2 separate regions of the Homo sapiens genome follow, and region 2 is linked to region 1. The links are chromatin contacts, found by Hi-C or POLR2A ChIA-PET in ENCODE. All regions are on one chromosome and are shown on one strand. Each heading gives the region's core, a stretch centred on a gene start or an enhancer-like site at or near the end of the contact. The rest is flanking DNA. Distances are from core to core; before and after follow the strand shown.

What was found. A loop is a pair of places that touch in the nucleus more often than their neighbours do. ChIA-PET counts read pairs that join two places held with the same protein, here RNA polymerase II (POLR2A). Pooled maps may share reads with other maps.
Region 2: a pooled map shows a loop between it and region 1 (8-fold over the local background). The contact joins two enhancer-like sites. A Hi-C loop is called at or near these places in 9 of 50 pooled maps. POLR2A ChIA-PET finds 5 or more read pairs at or near these places in 2 of 52 experiments (K562 and activated CD4-positive, alpha-beta T cell).

Annotation. Positions count from the first base shown.
Region 1 is chrX:39,611,073-39,616,705 of GRCh38, forward strand. No RefSeq gene overlaps it. Among named protein-coding and RNA genes, the nearest start is that of MIR3937, 47 kb to the right of the region's middle. RefSeq lists an enhancer at 3,499-3,698. Within about 2 kb of position 2,504, at least 5 of the 41 ENCODE cell types and tissues checked have a DNase peak (open chromatin) inside an H3K27ac peak, as active enhancers do.
Region 2 is chrX:39,850,874-39,857,116 of GRCh38, forward strand. No RefSeq gene overlaps it. Among named protein-coding and RNA genes, the nearest start is that of MIR1587, 16 kb to the left of the region's middle. RefSeq lists enhancers at 2,442-2,736, 4,485-4,604, 4,875-4,954. Within about 2 kb of position 4,983, at least 10 of the 41 ENCODE cell types and tissues checked have a DNase peak (open chromatin) inside an H3K27ac peak, as active enhancers do.

The sequences.
Region 1 (5,633 bases), core at 1,254-3,753:
GAGACTGGAGTCAGCAGGCGGCCTCCCAAAGTGGAGAATCCAGGTCCACGGTCCCCTTGCTTGTTCCGCTCCACATTCCTACAGCAGCTTAGGGAAAGTCATTTAAACTCTGTGCTCCAGTTGCTCGAAGCGTTGACTGGGAATAAATGTGCTACACAGCACTGCAGCTTCCTAAAGCCAGGTGGATCTTCATGCAGCAATTTCAAACTCGTGGCAGGAAGAGCAAGGCCTAAGCCAAGAAAAGCCACAGTGGAAGTTTTAAAAGATGGTGTGGAGGGGGTGTCACAATAGACACAAAAACGCCCGCTCCTAACATCCCCATAACAGCCATCCCAGTAGAAGCACACCACCGTGTTCCTGCAATTTTTCCTGGCCATGTTGGAGAGATTTTGGATGCCTGAAATTTGTCCTTGTAGAATCAAGGGTGAAAGGCACTGTGATGACTTTGAGCAGACCCCTTCATCCCCCACTCGCTGTACAGATGAGAAAACCGACGCTCACGGTCCTTACACGCTTTTTTCAAGGGCACACCCCTGGACTCCCCAAGCCCAGCCCAGCGCCGTCTTATCTCACACCATGGTGCTCCTTGCTAATCCATATATCTGAGCACACCACAGCGTCCTCTCCAAGTCACTGATGACAAAGGCCATTTTTCACAGGGGGATATAATCTGCTAAAATCTTCTCCTGCATTCCAGAGTAAGAGCTCCCATATTTCATGGAGCAGGTTAATCACAAATATCAACTGATGAAGTAGCAAGAGAGGAAAGAGAAGGAACCCTCTGGGTCCATGAAAACTTTTGAAATGGGACCCGTTTTGCTTCCCCTGTTTATGCAACAATAAAACATCCTAAAAGCTTGCAACATTTAGCAAAACTCTCTAAAATACCTGGATACAAAATAATATGCTCTTTAAACCAATAGACAATTTATTTAGGAAAGATAATTGATGAGTTATTTATATTAGTCCCCAGTGTCCAGCGCCACCATCATTGAGATGAAGTGCTCAGGACAGAGTGAAATCCCTTAATTACTCTCGTATGTGTTGCGTGTTGCAGGAAAGAAAACATAATGCAAAGTGCTTATATATTTCAGCAGCATAATAGCTTGATGAAGATTTCTAAATTTTTCAAAATGTCATTTCTTTCCAAAAGATGGATTATTTCTGTTGGGGTTTAGTCTACCTAATTATTCCTGCCTTGATTACTTAACTACTCCAGATATTTCATCCCTCCATGCTCTTATCACGTTCGGTATGTTAGAAGAACCGAGGCAGCTTATTAGCACAAAGTAGACAATCCTGTTTCCTGGCAGTTAGTGTGGGCGGGTGGGTTACACAGTGGAGCACTAGAGCCTCTCCAGCGCAGCCTCTATTCACTTGCAGTGGCCTGGGCTCGTCTGAGGCATGTGCTGTCAGAACTTTATTGCCTCTCCTAGACCAGTGTCCACCCTTCCCCCATCCCAGGAGCCAGAGCACGTGAATTCCCCTTTGCTCTCCAACTCTCTTTCTTGTACACGACACAAACCTTGAGTATGGGCTCTGCATTTCTCTAGAGAGCTGCTTCTCAAACTTCAGCCCAGAGGGCTTGTTAAAACAGAATGGCGGCCAGGTGCGGTGGCTCACGCCTGTAATCCCAGCACTTGGGGAGGCTGAGGCAGGTGGGTCACCTGAGGTCAGGAGTTGGAGACCACCCTAGCCAACATGGCAAAACCCTGCCTCTACTAAAAATACAAAAATTAGCTGGGCATGGTGGTGCATGCCTGTAATCCCAGCTACTTGGGAGGCTGAGGCAGGAGAATCGCTTGAACCTGGGAGGCAGAGGTTGCAGTGAGCTGAGATCGTGCCACTGCACTCCAGCCTGGGCGACAGAGCAAGACTCTGTCTAAAAAAAAAAAAAAAAAACCAGAGTGGTGGGGTCCCACGTCCCACTCCCCAGAGTGTCTCAGTCAGGAGGTCTAAGCTGGGGCCAGAGAATATCCCAGGTGATGATGCAGTTGGTCCAGGGACCACAGTCGGAGTAAGACAATTTTTTTTCCTTTTAAAATACTTTACAAATTTCATGCTGTGGTTATTGTCTGTATTAAACCGGAAATTGGGAGGTAATAGCATTTATTTGTTTGAGTTTGTAAATATCCAGTGTCCAGCTCTAGATTCAATGAGCAAAATAACTATTTAGGTAAAAGGTAAGGACCTCACTGAGGAAGGAAGGAAGGAAGGAAGGAAGGAAGGGAGGGAGGGAGGGAGGGAGGTTGGATGGGAGGGGAGGGGAGGAAGAAAGAGAGAAAGAGAGGAAGAAAAAGATATACGCAGTTGGAAAAGCCAGATTCTAGAACATCTCTGGAAGGTGTGATTCTAAAGCAAGCACAGCTCCACGGCTGGACTACAAGGAATGTGGCTTTTCTCTGTGTTTTCCTACTGCACGGGGCTAGCAGGGGTCGATTATCCTACCAACCTGAGTCATTCTTCACTAACGCGGGGGGCGATGGGCAGAGGGCAAGCCGGGAGGCCAGTGCCTGCCCGGGGCGCACCTGTCACGCTGAGGGAGGGCAGCCCGCGCCCTTTGGCTGATCCCACTGCCTGGAAACGAGCCAGACTCCTCTGCCTTTGAAATCCTGTTCCTTGGAGCAATCCCGGCTCGCTAGGTTTAATTGTTTCGTCTCTTTTTTTCTGGTTTATGAAGCCGCCCCGCCTGAAGTCCGCCCCTTGCGCAGCGGCCCGGAAAGGTGGGAGGAGTGCAGGCTGCGCTCCCCGCTCGGGGAGAGTCGGTTCCTATTTCCTGATTATAAAGAAGCATTCTTTGGGAGCTGATGAATTGCGGCGGGGCTAGGGCCGGCAGGACGCGCACCTGTGATGCTCTGCAGCCGCCGGAGTCTGTTTATGCATCAAATGTGCCCACAGATTTTTCCTGGTGCTTGGGGAGACGGGGGAGGCGGTGCGGGCAGCCTCCCGCCCCCCCGCTCCCCCCCGCCAAACACACACACACAGGTTTGAAAGCCTCTGAGACCTTGCTACTAAAAATGTGGTCTACGGACCAGCAGCATCACCTGGGAGCTTGTTAGAAATGCAAATCTCGGGCCCGCCTAGACCTACTGAATCAGCATCTGCATTTTAATGAATCCTGGGGTAATTCCCTATTTACGTTAAAGTTTGAGAAGCGCGACGCAGGGGTCCACGGCAGAGAAAAGGTTAAGAACTCTGATCTCAGACAAGGAAAGGGAGGAAAGAGGAGGGAAAGTCCAGTCCCGGATTTGGAAGGGGGAGCGGAGGGTTAACCCTGAGGTTTACCGCTGGAGTGGAAGACAGAGAAATTAACATATGGAGTGAGTTAGCGGAGAGGTCGTTGAAATTGGGAGTAAACACAGGCAGGGGACAGCTCAGTTTGCCCAGGGGGAGGGGTGGAAAGAGAAGAGATGGGGTTAAGTGGGTGCCACCCACACTCCCAGGAAAGTTGGGTAGGTTGCATGCTGTGACCTTTGGCTCCTCCTCCCGCGTGTTTTCTGAGACTCAACCAACACATTTTGGCACGCACACAGGGTAGACCACAAAACAGCAGAGGCCAGAGCTTGAGGGCAGGCGTGGAGCCGAGGTAAAAAGCACCTGGGAGTTTCTTAATAAGCAGGCTGACGTGGTGAAAAAAATTCTAATGCAGGAAGAAAGAGAAAGCACGTGGTCATAAAAAGTGTGCCCTGGCATCCTACATCCATACCCAAGAGGACATGCCTGGCAGAGAGTGCACCCGTGGAGCCAGGGTGACTGCAATCCTCTTGGGCCCAGATCAGCTCCTGTCTGTGCCCAAGAACCAGCTCGCTCTCCATTTTCTGCACTAGGGGAGGAGAGAAGAAGTCCTGAGAGTGTTAAAGAGCAAGTAATCCAAAAAGAAATGACATGGATTTGGCATAAGGGCCTTTCTAGGCCCCCATCTGACACCCTCTTGCCCTCACTTACTGTCAGCGCTGCTGGAACCAGGTGGTGGTGGTGAGGGAAGGAAACTTGAGTTACAGCTCCAAAGCAGGAGAGATACTTTCCAAATCTGAAGTAGGTGACACACTTCCAGACACCCCTCTATGGCTCTTTCTTCAGTCCTGTTCAACATTTTTTTGCAAGGGGCAGATGGACCAATGTAAGACAAACACCTAGCTGGGCGTGGTGGCTCTGCCCGTAATTCCAACAGTTTGGGAGGCCGAGGCAGGCGGATCACTTGAGGTCAGGAGTTCGAGACCAGCCTGGCCAACATGGTGAAAACCAATCTCTACTAAAAATATAAAAATTAGCTGGGCATGGTGACGCACGCCTATAGTCCCAGCTACTCGGGAGGCTGAGGCACAAGAATCTCTCTTGAACCCGGGAGGCAGAGGCTGCAGTGAGCTGAGATTGTGCCACTGCACTCCAGCCTGGGTGGCAGAGTGAGACCCTGTCCCCAAAAAAAAAAAAAAAAAAAAAAAAAAAAAAAAAAAAAGACACACACCTATCAAATTTCTGGTTGCCCCAAGCTGGCAGAGCAATTAAAAGACTGGATAATCTACTAGGATTCCAGTGATGTTCCCACAGACTGTTACAATAGAGATAGTCGCATCAGTATTTTTATTCATTCATTTATTTATTTTCCTCTGCATCCTCTTGTATAAAGGTTTTGAGACGATTTGCAGAAATTATAGTAAATTACATTCAAATATTTAAATAAAAATGCAAAAGTCGTATTCCGTTCTAGTACCAATTAAAATTAGCAGTCAAGACTGATGGGAATGGTGACATTTGATAGGGAAAAATATAAAGTCCTAGCCTCGATCCAGGAAGCAGAAGTCCAGGTATAGGATGTGAGGAATGTGTCTTAGTGACATCTTGGATGAAAAAAAGCTGTAATGGCCACTAAATTCAGTATAAGTAAAGAGTGGGGGATGGTGGCCGGAGAAAAAAGAATCCTGCTATAGGCTACAGTCAGATGTAATTGTCTATGAAAAGGGAAATGATAGTCCCACTCTTGTCAAGACCACTCCTGGCACATTCCGCTCAGTTCTGAAAGTCATACTTTGAAAAAGTCATTAGCAAACTGGACGTATTCAGAAGACAGCACCCTGGAGAGTGAATGATCATGAAACATGAAGCATAGAAGTAGACTATGTCCTAGCTCCTGTGTCGAGTACCAGAGGAATAACATCACAAAAATACATGGCCATAAACTTACAGCCCAGTGAATGAATCAGATAAATAAGTAAACACCAGGAAAAGAGCAGGCTAAGCCAGACTATGGAATCTTGGAAGAAATTGTGGAAATTATGAAACATTTTGGACTGGGTGACATCCAGCATTTATCACTCTCAACAGCTGAAGAAATGAGTGTCTCTATCTTACAAGGGGAAATCCAAGCAGTACATCTGCTATGGGGTACATGGATCTAAGAATCTGACCATCACGGCTTAAACAAATAAGATATAGTTTGCTCATGCGACAAGAAAAGAGGAAGTAGGCAAATATCTGTCCAAGAATGTCAGCACCTTAGTCTCTGCGATTCTTTTGGTCCCTCCCTCATGGTTACAAAATGCCTGCTACTGCTCTTGCCTTCATGTCTACCTTCTAGCAGGAAGAAGAGGAAAGAGCAGCACCTGTATCAGGGGAATAAAAACTTTCCCAGGAAC
Region 2 (6,243 bases), core at 3,733-6,232, 240 kb after region 1:
AATAGAGCTCCCTGGGTCTGTGTTATCTAATCCACCTACCCCTGGAGCTTCCCTTAGCAACTCACTCCGGAAGCACCCCTCCCCCCACACCATCTGGAAGTGGTTTCAGAAAAACCTACTCATTATTGTTAAAAAGCAACATGTAGGCTTTTGCAAGATACAGTTACAACAGCAGCCCCTAGATTGTAAGTTCCCGGAAGGTAGGGATCTTTCCCTTGTTTGCTACTGTGTAACCATCACCTGGCACATAGTAGGAACTTGATAAATGACTTTCAAATAAATGCAGAATTAATAAACTCACAATCAAGGTCTTCCAATTATTTCTGCATAACAAATTACTCCAAAATTTAGCAGCTTAACAACGGTTTTATTATGCTCGAAGTTTCCATAAGTCAGGAATTTGGACGGGCCAAAGCATTGTGGATCTCTCTGCTCCACAATGTCTGGGGTCTCAGTTGAGAAGACTTGAAAAGAGCTGGGGGCTGGAATCATCCAGAAGCTTCTTCATTCACACATCTGGTACTTAGGCTGAAATGACTTGGAGACTGGGCTCAGTTGGGACTATGGATCTCTGCACCTATGTGTTGTCCCTTCATATTAATTGGGCCTCCTCTCAGCATGGCCGGCTGAGGGTAGTCAGAGTTCTTACATGACAGCTATTCAGGGCTTCAGGGCAGAAGCTGTGTGGCCTTTTATGACCTAGCCCTTTCATTCTCTTAGTTGAAGCTGTCACCAGCGTATCCAGATTCAAGGAGAGAAGGACCCCGCTTCTCATTGGAAGGAGTGTCAGGAAACTTTGGGGTCATGTTTTTGAACCACCCCAAAGGGTGAAAGATTAGAAAGCTCTAATGATGTTACATTCATTCCTTCAACAGAATTTACGTTGAGCATCTACCACATGTTAAGCTCTGGGTTGAGTGATGTGCAGGGATTTAGTGGTGAACAAAATAGACATTGTCTCTGCCCTCATTAAACAAATAGATACACAAACAAATGCATAATTACATATCATGATGAGTGCTATTAAGCTGGGGGTGGGGAGTGCCCTGAGAAAGAACAGGGAGACTTAATTTAGATTGCAAATGTCTTGCATACAAGGTTTTGTGTGCAAGCAGTTTCTTTGGGAGGTGATTCCAGGAAGCATCAGTAGGGCAATGAGGACATGGAGAGAGAGCCAGGGGGGCAGTCAGAGGCCGTATTGATAAGTAGGCTCCCACCCATTTGTCCGCATTTGTTGGGGCAAATGGGGCTGGGTCCTGCAGGATACCCCTGGTTGACAGTGTGGAACACACCTCAGATCATCCCTCCTGAAGGATGAGGAGGCTGGAGCATTTACTTACGGAATCCTAACAGTCAGAGTTGAGGGTGTTAGGGAGGGCTGCCCACTCACGCAGCCAAAGAGAGCCTCAGGCAAAGGACACCAAGTGCTGGCAGAAGCAGCCAAGAGAATGGGGAAGGAGCCTGCCCAGGGGTCAGGGAAGCCCTCCATGAACAAGTGATCTTCTTAAAGAAGGAGTTCAAGGGTCAAGAAGTTAGGATTTCTAGATGGTTCATAGATTTTTCTGTGTTATATGTGGATTTTCACCAAATGCAACCCTAATGCCAGCACTTAGCACAGTGCCTTAGATAGTAATATGGTTTTGGTTTTCTTCCTGTGTAATGATTGTCCCCACTGACCACCCTGCCCCCACCTGCCCCTCTCCTTTGTGACTAATGGAAAACATTGGCAAAATTGCCCACAGGCAGGGAGGCAGGTAGGCAAGGTGGGGAGAGAGTTTTCCCTTTGTGTGAGTTAACTGCCCGGAGTTGCGGGCGTCACACCCCACCACTCTGACCTCAGCTGAGCTTAGTGAGGCAGAGAGGCTAGCCTAGCTTAAGCTGTCACTAAACAATTCTTGGGGGAGATCTTTCATGCCTAGTCAGTTCCTCAGGAGGGGAGTCTGTGTAGAGAAATCCAGTGAGCAGTACCCTTGTTGAGGGATGGTCACATTAGCCAGACACATGGCTCTCTGGTCCCGGCAACCTGAGAGAGATTCCCAGAGACCCCTCGCAGTTCCTCAGCACAAGCTTTGCAACAAGCTTTGCAACACCAGACTCCACGGAACAGCAGGTCTGCGGTGAACTGGAAGAGACGCTACGAAAACACTAATCAGCCACCGCAACTGGGGGGAAAAAAATCAGTGAGCAACTGGAAAAAAAGCATTTTTACAAAGACAGTATAATACTCTTTCATTTTCAAATAGCTAAATAGAATTTCTGTATAATTTTCAAACAGTGTTTGTCTTAATGACTCTTTGAAAGCCTCCTTTTTCCAATTTGACTGCTACTGAATACCAAGTAGATGCCATGCCCTGGGTGAAGCATTTTTTGTAAGGTAAAAATCATAATAATGACTGCCTGTGTAGTGACTTTCAGCGCTTGACACAGTGCGTAGCTAAAGCAGGAACATGGTCCCTAGCCACTTGTCGACATATCTCTTTTTTGTGCACTCTCCTGCCTTTGGATTCTCAGCTGCTCTCCCACCCATCCCCAGGGCTGGCCTAAGTCACCGTCACCCTGAGGACAGCAAAACAGTATGTGGGGGAGGGGCGGGAGAGGGAGAGGAGGGGGAAGAGAGAAAAAGGGAAGGGGAGAAAGGAGAGGAGACAGAAAAGGGCAGGGGAGAGGGGGGAAGAAAAAAGGGAGAGAATGGAGAAGGGGAACAAAATGGAAAGGGGGGAAGAGGAGGGTGGGGAAGGAGAGGAGAAGGGGAGAGGGATGGAAAAGCAGGCAGAGGAGAAGGGAAAAGAGGAAAGGAGAGAAGGGGGAAAGAGAGAAGAGGAAGGGAGGGGAGGGGAGAGAATTCTTCTGGGATGGAAAAGGCAGGAAGTGAAATTCCTAACCCAGTGATAAATAGAATCCCAGCTGCACCAAGAACAGAGCAGTGGTAAAATCATTCAAACTCTGAATTCCTGACAGTGGAAAATAAACTCATCTTTGCTGGTGAATGGAAATTTAGGGAAGGCAACCGGGTGTGCTCTGGATTCCACAGCCCCATCCCTGGTAGAGGGCACAGAAGCATTGGAGGGTTGAGAAAGGGCAACTGGCAGCCTTTGGGCCAAGTTGCTTTAAGTCCAGAGAGGCTGAGAAAAGCAGCTCAATGCTGCAGAAGAGAAGGTGGAAGTTGGAAGTAAGAAAATGAAAGAGCCAGGTGGCCCATGGTGGAGAGGTGCCCAGAGCTGGCGACAGAACCCAAGGAACCCTGGTTCCTGGGGTGACCTTGAGAAAAGACCCGGCCAGTCTTAGACAAGGTGATGAAAGGAAGGAAGAAGGCTACTGAGCTGAAGAGAACAAAAATATTTCCCCAACCCCATCCCGCTGGACAGTGAAGCATCTTCAGGGCCCCTAGCCTGGGTGCCGGACAAAAGACTTGGAGGTACTGGAATATTGGGTCTGTGCCCCAGCCCTATCCGTGCCCAGTGTTGGGCACCCCCAGAGGCTAAGCTTGGCCAAAAGCTCCTCAGGCTTCCTCATCCCACTTGTTCATGGGATGGTTCCACCCATATGAAGAGTAAGGCCTGGGTGGTGCCTCTCCTCCTGACTCCAGCCTCCTTCCCCGGCCCCAGTCCCATCCATACAGGGGTGCTGGCCTGGCCCCCTCTGGTGGGAGGACAGATAAGCAAAGGGGTGGTGGGGACACTCTAGATGCTTCACCCACATCCCCTCGGGCTCCTTCCCCCACCCCATATAGCTTCCCCTCTCCTAATTCCCACAGCCTGTGCCTGGGACTCTTTGCAGGCCCGCCCGGGGCACATCCCCCTCAGAGCCAGAAGTACCCAGGAGTTTCAATCCCCACACTCACGGTAGCTCCTAGCTGGTGCAAGGGAGCATGCAGGTACAGTGCTCTTGCCTGGAGTCAGGACAGGCTCTGAGTTGACACTTGCCCTCCAGAGCTCCTCCTTTGGGAGGTCATGAGGTCATGAGGATGGAGCCCTCATGAAGGGGGTCAGTGCCCTTATAAAAAGCGACCCCAGAGAGCTCTCTCTCCCTGTCTCTGCCATGTGAGGGCACAAGGAAAAGTTGGCAATCTACAGCCCAGAAGAGGGCCCTCCCCCAAACCCGACCGTGCTGGTACCCTGATCTCGGCCTCTCAGCCTCCAGAACCATGAGAAGTACGTGTCTGTGGTTTATCAGCCCCCCCGCGTGTGGTACCGTGTTACAGCAGCCTGGATGGACTAAGACCCTTCTGCAGAGGGACTTTGTCTGAAACTGGCTTCCTCCCCTTCTTGGTCCTGCCCTTCCATACCCTTCCGTGTTTCTTGGGAGCACTTCCTTAATAAATTGCTTCCACACGAATCCGCGTCTCAGAAGCTGCTTCTGAGAAAACCGAAGTGATGGGGCCCCTGGGCTGCACAGTAATAACAGTTGTTACAGACGGCACCTCCTCCAACCCTCAGAACCAGACGGCCACAATGGTATTGACTGCATTGCACAGAGGAGGAAACGGAAACCCAGAGAGCAGAAGGGACTTGCCCAGGATGGTGGAGTTGGTGAGCAGAGCAGCCTACATTAAACCCAGCTCCAAAGCCAGCCCTGGGTCTTTGATGCCCCACAGAAAATACATGGGAGGAGCCCTGCAGCTCCTGAAAGGAGCTAACATCTCCCAAGCCCCACTTCCAGGGGCAATCTGGGGCCAGCCAGGTACTTAGATGGACAGATGACCAAGGAGAGACCACTCAAGCCCTCAGTTTGAGAATGCATTCCTCTGCGTTCACAGGCTTACCTGGAGCCAGTTCCCCAAAGCCCCACTGGACTTTTTAAGCCCCCAGAGGCCTTCAGACAGGAACCCACTGAGTCTTCAAACCCCCAATCTCCATGGGGTTAAAACAATCCCCAAAAGGCAGGACTTACTAGGAGTCGTTCAGAAACTGGCAAAAGCACCCTCTGAATAAATGTTCAGGGTTCCATCCGGAGACGCCCACGGTGACTGATGAGTCATCAGATAGCCAGCTGTCGCCACAGAGTGCTATATATAGAAGCTGGAGGGGTGCCTGGTACCTAAAGAAAGGGGAGGAGCACACACCTAGTAGGTGGGGTCTCAGCTGGGAGGCAGGCCTAGAGCACCTGGAAACTGCACCCTCAGCTCCCTCTGCCCCCCCAGCAAAACAGAATCTGGGTCAGCAATTCCCCGGCACAGAATGCCGCGTGAACTGGAAGCAAGCAGCAACAGGGCCGGACGTGGGCCATGCCAGTGCATTCATGATGATTACTGCTAATGATGGTAATGGGAGAATAATGGCTCAGTGAACTTCCCGCACATCACCTCGTCGTCTTCCCATCAGACATACACACTGAGGACGCGCTTGTATTGCTGCCATTTAGACAGCCGAAACAGAACTTCCAGACCTCAGGCTTGGTAGGCTGGGCCTGTGCTGTCCAGGACAGGGGCCACTAGCCACATGTTTCTACTGAACACTTGAAATGTGGCCCGGCCAAATTGAGATCCTCTGTCAGCATAGAATGCACACCAGACTTTGAAGATTTAGTTTCAAGAAAAGAATGTCAAATACCTTGTCAATAATTTTTTCCTGGTTTCATATTGAAATGATAATATTTTAGATACATCGGGTTGATCAAAATATATGATTAAGTCAATTTCACCTGTTCCTTTTTACCTTTTTAATGTGGCTTCTCGAACATTAAAATTATTAATACATATGTGGCTCACATTTGTGGCTTGCATTATATTTCTATTGGACAGTGCCGGGTTGCAGGCTGGAGGCCAGAACCTTCAGGAAATCCTGGCTATGCCCTCTCCTGACAAATAAAGCCTGCTTCCTGGTTCAAGGCTGAGAGAGGCCAGGGCTGCTCTCCAGACAATGCCAGTGGCCAGCTGCAGCTCCATGTACCGATCACAGAAGGTCCAGGTGACGCACAAAAGCCCCTGAGGGTCTGTGAACCCCAAACTTGTCCCTTATATCTTCTGAAAATGCACAGCTTTCCGGGGGAAAGATGATGAATTCTCCCTGGCCCTGTCTTCTGCCTTCCCCACTTAACCCCCAAGAGAGCTCCATGCTGTGTGATTGCATAATGAGGCCATGGAATAAGGCCACTTCACAAATGAAGCAGCTCTTTCCCTCACATATGCAAACAGCAGAGAGAGGCAAAGGAAAGTAGGGAGATGAGAAACAGAATGAGAAATGCAGACGAGACAGGCAATTCACACCAAGAGAGAGAAACTGTATCCCAGAGACAGACACACAA